Linked DNA regions of Homo sapiens: region 1 is linked to region 2. A link is a contact called in ENCODE Hi-C or POLR2A ChIA-PET data. All regions are on one chromosome and are shown on one strand. The core of a region is the stretch at or near the end of the contact, and the rest is flanking DNA. Distances in the headings are between cores, read along the strand shown.

Region 1 (3,381 bases), core at 465-2,964, 210 kb after region 2:
GTCACCTTCTCCTGGGATGTTTGTGTATTTATCTAGGCAAGGTAGCATTTTTTTTTTAATGCTGAATTAGGACCATTGTCAACTTTCTTTAATACATTTAGAAAACTGCCAAGTTTGGGAAGAATTGATTTTTTAGAATAAGAGAGAAATGTATATCAGTAAGAGACTGCAAATCATCATGAATGCACACCAGCATGGGCAAAGCTGTGCCAAAGCTCCATGTTTGCCCCGATCCTGGGATTTGGCCCCTGCTCATTTCTTTTTTGAATAGAAACTTGAAACTGGGAAGCAAGGGGAGGTTAGGTTTCGGGTTGGATTACTGTGAAATCTTCTTGTAAAGGGAATATCACTTCCTGGAATCGTGAGGATGAAGTCGAACTTTCCCAGGCAGCTGTTTTTGAACTAGGAATTGAGCCACGTGGCCTAGAATGACAGAAAAAATTCGGATTTTCCATTGGTTGTAAATTGAAAAATATATGGTGGTTTGGTTACTTTGCTTAGTTGTTTGCATGGACTTTTTTTTTTTTTAAACCTGAATGCATTCCACAGACTCTCCTTACCTCTGATTTGTGGATTTAGAGATTGTACTTGAAGTGTTTAAAAAAAAAAATGTGGCCGGGAGTGGTGACTCACACCTGTAATCTGAGCACTTTGGGAGGCCGAGGTGGGCGGATCATGAGGTCAGGAGTTCGAGACCAGCCTGGCCAATATAGTGAAACCCTGTCTCTACTAAAAATACAAAATTAGCCAGGTGTGGTGGTGCAAGCCTGTAATCCTGGCTACCCAGGAGGCTGGGGCAGGAGAATCGCTTGAACCCGGGAGGCGGAGGTTGCAGGGTTGCTGTGAGCCGAGATTGCGCCATTGCACTCCAGCCTGGGCAACAAGAGCAAAACTTCATCTCAAAAAAAAAAAGTTACTATAGCTGCCCCCCAACCCCATTATAACTTAAATTTTTCCCCATCTGCCCTAGTTCAGCCAGTGACACCCAGTGCTGCTTGTGGTGGACCCATTCTTGGCTGTTGACCCAGGGGCTAGAAGGAATCTTCCCCTGTCAGCTCACGGGGTTGAAGGGTCTGAAATGGGCCAGTCTTAGTTTTAAAAACTGTAATTCCAATAATGTCCACTATGTGGTGCACATGCATCCGCAGTAAATTCTAAAACTAGTTGAAAGGGAGCTCAAAAACATTTTTAAAATCCACAGTGATAAAAATAGTGGGGAAATGGCACATGTTTATTTGCTGTACACTGGGTTCCTCTTAAGTAGCAGCTTCCAATGTCATATTCATAATGTGACTCAGCTTATTTTAACTTTTGAGAAAATGTGCGGGAGATAACTGATTTGGAGCCCAGGAGAGAAGGGTGTGACATCTCCTGCCTTCCATTTCGAAGGTGGGGGATCCCCCTGGATGGGTTCTCGCCGGCTTAGTGCATTGCTCAGGCACATGCTAGCAGCTGGAGTGAGTGTAGCCGGTGCTAACCTACTGCACTTGGAAGTCATCTTTAAATATTGTTCTTGTGGGCTGAGTGTGGTAGCTCCTGCCTGTAATCCCAGCACTTTGGGAGGCCAAGATGGTAGGATTGCTTGAGCTCAGGAGTTGGAGACCAGCCTGGGCAACATAGTGGAACCCTGTCTCTAAAAAAAAAAAAAATACAAAAATTACCTGGGCGTGGTGGCGCACACCTGTGATCCCAGCTAGTTGGAAGGCTGAGGTGGGAGCATGGCTTGAATCCAGAAGGCAAAGGTTGCAGTGAGCTGAGATCACACCACCACACTCCAGCCTGGGTGACAGAGCCAGACTGTCTCAAAAAAAAAAAAAAAAATTGCTCCTGTGGGAAGTGGTGGCTTGGGCACTGATAGGAAAGCAGACTTTTGAAACTGTGGGTTGAGAAGCTCAAAGTCTGGTTTAGACAGTTTCTCTGAAGTAATTTCATGATTGAATAGTAGAACTGTTGCTTAAGGAATTGGATTCTTCGTTTCTCTCATGGAAATAGACCCACCAGCATAACATCTTCCCGGGTTATTCTAGGGAGTTTTGACCACATCTGTGTGGAACTTCTTGAATGAGGAACACATTCCTGGGTGTTTAGTGATCGTTAAGTTCTCAGCCTATTAACAAACGTTACCACTTTTGTCTTAGGTTTAATCTGGGCATGTAAAGAATCCAGTTATGTTTAAATAAAAGACCCTTGCACTGATATTTCCATACCTAGAAAGGAGTATGGAAATAATTGTAAATTACAAATCATCCCTTGAACACTGGGCCCAATGTGATTTGATAACCAAAAGGTTAATAAGAACAAACTGGAAAGAAATGAGGACTGTTTAGTCTGCATGGGCAAAGATTGAGAGAGAACTTTATTGGAATCTTATAAAAATTGTGGATTAGAGGAACACTGATGTCATAAGTTCTAAAATATGAGGACACAGAGTACTACAGGTTATCCTAAGAGGTGGTGTCAACGCAAATATAGGTGGATTCCTAGGAAGTTTTTACTAAGTTACAGAACAGCTGCAGAGGGAGCTATGCTATTGGTAACTTTGGAAAATGACATCAGGAAAGCTAACCAGCCTCTTCCCCTGTCCTAGCTGATATTAAATAGGGATTCTGGAAGGGAACATAAGCAGAGGTTCAGAGCTGCCGACTCTTCCTCCTCTTTAAGGTCTGCTATTTCTATGACCAAAAGCAGTTTTAAAATAAACCCCTGATCACCTCTTTTTAAAAACCCTTTTTTAAAAAATGAGAAGCTGAGCTTCTCATTTAAAATAGACTTGAGTAATTTCAGTGATGTTAATATTTTCATGAGCTGTGCTAGGTTTGACTTGGTGCCTGTTGCTTATGGAACCTTCTCTTCCCTTGGCAGGTTTTCATCTCTGTGAACTGCTTAAGCACAGATTTCTCTTCCCAGAAGGGAGTGAAGGGGTTGCCTCTTAACATTCAAGTTGATACCTATAGTTACAACAACCGCAGCAACAAGCCTGTGCACCGGGCCTACTGCCAGATCAAGGTCTTCTGTGACAAGGTAAGATCGGCAGGGATGCTTGGAACAAGTGTTTGAGACACACTCATGGAAAAAGACCAGGGTCTCTTTAATATTTAATGTCAAAATGAGAATATAGCTGCTAATATAGAATAACTTTTAAAATTATTTTTATTTATTTATTTATTTATTGTTGAGACAGAGTCTCCCTCTGTCTCCCAGGCTGGAGTGAAGTGGTGCAATCTCGGCTCACTGCAATTCTGCCTTCTGGGTTCAAGCAATTCTTGTGCCCCAGCCTTCCCAGTAGCTGGGATTACAGGTGCACACCACCACGGCCGGCTAGTTTTTTGTATTTTTAGTAGAGACAGGGTTTCGCCATGTTCCCCAGGCTGGTCTCCAACT
Region 2 (3,578 bases), core at 579-3,078:
GAGAATGAGACAGCCCACGAGGCTGAGGCCATTATGAGGATGAGAGGAGGCGGCTCGTGTCAAAAGAACTGAGTATTTAGCCAATCACCATTTGATGGACTTCTGGACAGTCGGAACTGGAGTTCATAAGGAATCATTACCAGGCAGGGAAGCTGTGTCCCGTGCAAGGGGGCACGGCCAGCTGTTAACAGAATGAGACGACGCTTCTTGCACCCTGTAGTGCTGCCCGTGGCCCTCTGTGGCTCCCCTTCGTTGATTAGGAAAATGGAATCAGGGTAGCGCCTTGGGAGAAAATGCCGTGGATCCCAGGGCCAAAGCTCATTGTGCCCTTGGTGAGCTGTTTGCCCTGAGGAGAGCCCAGCAAAGATGGCTCCCAAGTCGTCTCCTTCAGCCACTGCTGGGCCTGGATGTCCCTAGAAAGTGGGCCAAAGCCAGGTCATGTTCCTGTCGTTGGGGAAGTGGAAAAAAAGGGGCTGCCATCCCGCCTCTCTGACAAACACAGGGAGGTGCCCCCGTGCCTCCGCCACTCTGCCAGGGATACAGACAGACACTCAGGAAGCACCACAGGCCCCAAGAGGCACAGGCACACTGACAAAAGCAAACCCATACCGGGGACACAGATACCACACACATTTAGTCATCGCTGGCGGCCCCCAGGTGCCAGAGACTCTCACAGAAGCTCAAGGACTCGAATGAGGTGTTGGTGTGTTTAACACCCATGCCCCCCCCCACACACACCTGTGTATGCCCACATGCTGCCACTCTGACCTGTGGGTGGGGGCAGGCATGTGAGTGGGCTCTGAGTCTTGGCCTGAGCAGGTGCGTGGGTGTCCCCCCCGCACTCAAATGGGCAGCTGGAAAGGAAGGTCAGGCTCAGGTGCGCAGAGCACAGTGGCCCTGAGCGGGGGTGGTGGGCGTTGCCATGGAGATGACAGCCAGAGAGGCAGCACTGCAGGCGAGCTCCGTGTGGGCGGCTGCTGAGCCCGCAGATCCACAGATCTCAGGAGGGACTGGGCAGTGCTGGAGGCTCCAGGATGGGAGCGGGGGGGCTCTTGAGGTGGGGGTGAAGCTGAGGAGCTCTGGAATGGTCATGAATTTGTGGTCTTGGCTGGGAGCACAGACTATGGGGCCTCTGCCTCCCCCATCAGTGCCACTCACTCCCACTCCTGTCCCCCACCAGCAACTGTGCTGAGCTCACAGCCAAGGCAAAGCTATCAGGGAGGGCAAGCAGAGGCGGGGAGCTAAGGATCGTGGCTGGTTTTAGGAAAACGGCTGAGGAGGGTCTAGCTGATTCTCCCCACCTCCTGGCATCACCTGACCTCTCTTTCTTTTCCACTGGTCCCTCCTTTGCAGCCTAGTGGAATGGGAATCACAGAGGACTGGGAGTCAAACAGTAAATCAGGATGCCTGTCCCTGTCGACCAACTCTGGGACCATGAGCAACCTGCCCAGTGAATCTCAACCTGGGTCTTCACATCTGTGAAATGGGATGAGGAACCCTGATCGACCTACCTCCAGAGCTGCTGAGAAGGTCAAATGACTCTCAAGAAATTCAACTGGACAGACATGGACAGATGCTTACTATGCACCAGCACGCCGTGGCGCTCCAGGGACGGAGAGAAGTACACTCTTGCGGAGCTCACCAGTGAGTGGGTGGGAGACGAGCACGTGCAAACAAGACAGCTCGGATAAGCGCCAGGACTCAGCCTGTTCCAGCAGCTCCTGGGAGTGCCTGCTAAGGGCCAAGTACCGGGATACAGAGAGGCAAGAGCGGCAGAGGAGCCCAGGGACTGCATGGGATTCAAATCACGAAAGAGCAGCGGCCTCCCCCAGAGCAGCCCTCAAATGCATCCGTCTCATTCATCCTCATACACCGCCAGGTGGAGCCACTGAATGCTCTCCCCATTTTACAAGTGAGAAAGCTGTGATCAGAAAGAAACAGCTGTCCCAAGTGCAAACGAACCCTGGGAAGAGGTGGAGCTGGGATTTGACTCTTGTCTGGCAGGTCCCAGAGTCCCTGCTTTGGGCCACTGAGCTCAACTGCTTCTCCCGGCCTCACCCTTCCATGTGCCTATGGCCTCTGGGAGGGAGCTGCCTGGTGTCAAAGGCCCTCCCCTGCTCCCTGCCCCGGCCCTGGCCTGGGCTGTGGTCCCACCAGCCACTCACCCCTCCGCCTTCCCTGTTCTCTCCTCCTTGCCTGTCTTCAATAAGACGGTCCAGGGGCGTGGACAGATAGCACAGTGTCACAGAGCCCGACAGCACTGACATCGGCGTCCTACGCCACCACTTGCGAGCTGGGGCAAGGCCACGGAGCCTCTCTGAGCACTGTTTCCACGCTGCAGTCCACACACGGGCAGTGCAGGGCATGAGCCAGACCCTCAACACCTTCAGTGCTCGCGAGGCACTCTGCACCCCCAGTGCTTCCAGAAGGGGCCATCTGTCCCCTGTTTCCAGGCAGTGGAAGGTGGAGTCTAGCCTGGCAGGACAGGAGGCAGAGGCTGGGCCTTGTCTCCAGAGAAACCGGGGCTCAACTCCTGCCTCCTCCCTCACTCGCTGTGTGTCCTGGGGAAAGTCACAAGGCCTCTCTGAGTTTTGTTCCTGGGGCCTCCCACCCCAGGGTCCCAGACGGGATCCAGCAGGACCCGAGGTCCATGGGTCTGAGCTGGCAGGATCTGAGCTCAGAGACCTTGCCCCTCTCCAGAGGACCCCCACCCCTCCCAGCTCCTCTAGGTGGCCCCCTGGTAGCCTCCCGGGGCCCTGTGAATGGGGGAGGGGGAAGAAGGCGCTGTCACCTGGGTTTGAGGTGGAGGGCACTGGTGGATGGCAGAGGAAGCCTGTCTGGGCTGGGAGAGGGCACCCTATGGCTCCCCTCTCTGGGCCTGGCTCCCCCACTGCTGACAGCCTGGGCTGTGAACAGACCGGTGGGAGGGCCTGCACGGGGCGGGGGATGTGAGGCCAAGGCTGACCTAGGTCTCAGGCACAGCCTTACAGTGGGCAGCTTTGAGAAACCCAGTGAGAAGGGCCAGCTCTGGGCTCAGAGGCCAGGGAGGGCGTGGGAGAAACAGGCAGCGCCCCGCACTGGCTGGCATCTCTTGAGGTTTCTGTAGAAATGTTTGCTCCGGCAGGAAAAAAAAAATCTGTTGCCATGGTAACCTATGTCTTCCCTCCCCAGCTGAGTCCTCAGAGGGAAAATCATCTCAGAATTCCCAGGGATGAGTGGCCAGCTACACTTAGGGGAAGCTTCCCAAACCCAGGCCTCCCAGCAGGGTGAAGAAGCCACATTCGCTCAAACACTGGAGCCTCATTCATTCATTCATTCATTCATTCAACAATCACTGAGACTCTACGCCCCACCCTGTGCTGGGCCTGGGGATGTGGAAATTCATCCAACTCGGTCCCAGAACTCAAGGAGCTCAGACTCTGGTGGGAAGACAGGTGTGTAAGCGTGAAGCCATGGAGGTGGTGAGAGCTTTGACAGGGGATGGCAGAGTGCTGCAGAAGCACAAAGGGAAGGTGGGAGGGCTTCCTGGAGGAGGCCCGCTTTGGCTGGGTCTTTGGGCTGCTCTAGACCCTGGAAGC

The links. A loop is a pair of places that touch in the nucleus more often than their neighbours do. ChIA-PET counts read pairs that join two places held with the same protein, here RNA polymerase II (POLR2A). Pooled maps may share reads with other maps.
Region 1: a pooled map shows a loop between it and region 2 (2.6-fold over the local background). The contact joins two enhancer-like sites. A Hi-C loop is called at or near these places in 2 of 50 pooled maps. POLR2A ChIA-PET finds 5 or more read pairs at or near these places in 4 of 52 experiments (A673, GM12878, OCI-LY7 and 1 more).

Annotation. Positions count from the first base shown.
Region 1 is chr2:9,983,262-9,986,642 of GRCh38, forward strand. GRHL1 (grainyhead like transcription factor 1) reads left to right here. Exons shown (of 16, transcript NM_198182.3): 9 at 2,863-3,021. Among named protein-coding and RNA genes, the nearest start is that of GRHL1, 33 kb to the left of the region's middle. Within about 2 kb of position 1,715, at least 8 of the 41 ENCODE cell types and tissues checked have a DNase peak (open chromatin) inside an H3K27ac peak, as active enhancers do.
Region 2 is chr2:9,768,688-9,772,265 of GRCh38, forward strand. The region is part of intron 2 of LOC100996549 (a long non-coding RNA gene); the gene reads right to left. Among named protein-coding and RNA genes, the nearest start is that of TAF1B, 73 kb to the right of the region's middle. RefSeq lists a silencer at 689-798 and enhancers at 1,501-2,429, 2,430-3,357. Within about 2 kb of position 1,829, at least 8 of the 41 ENCODE cell types and tissues checked have a DNase peak (open chromatin) inside an H3K27ac peak, as active enhancers do.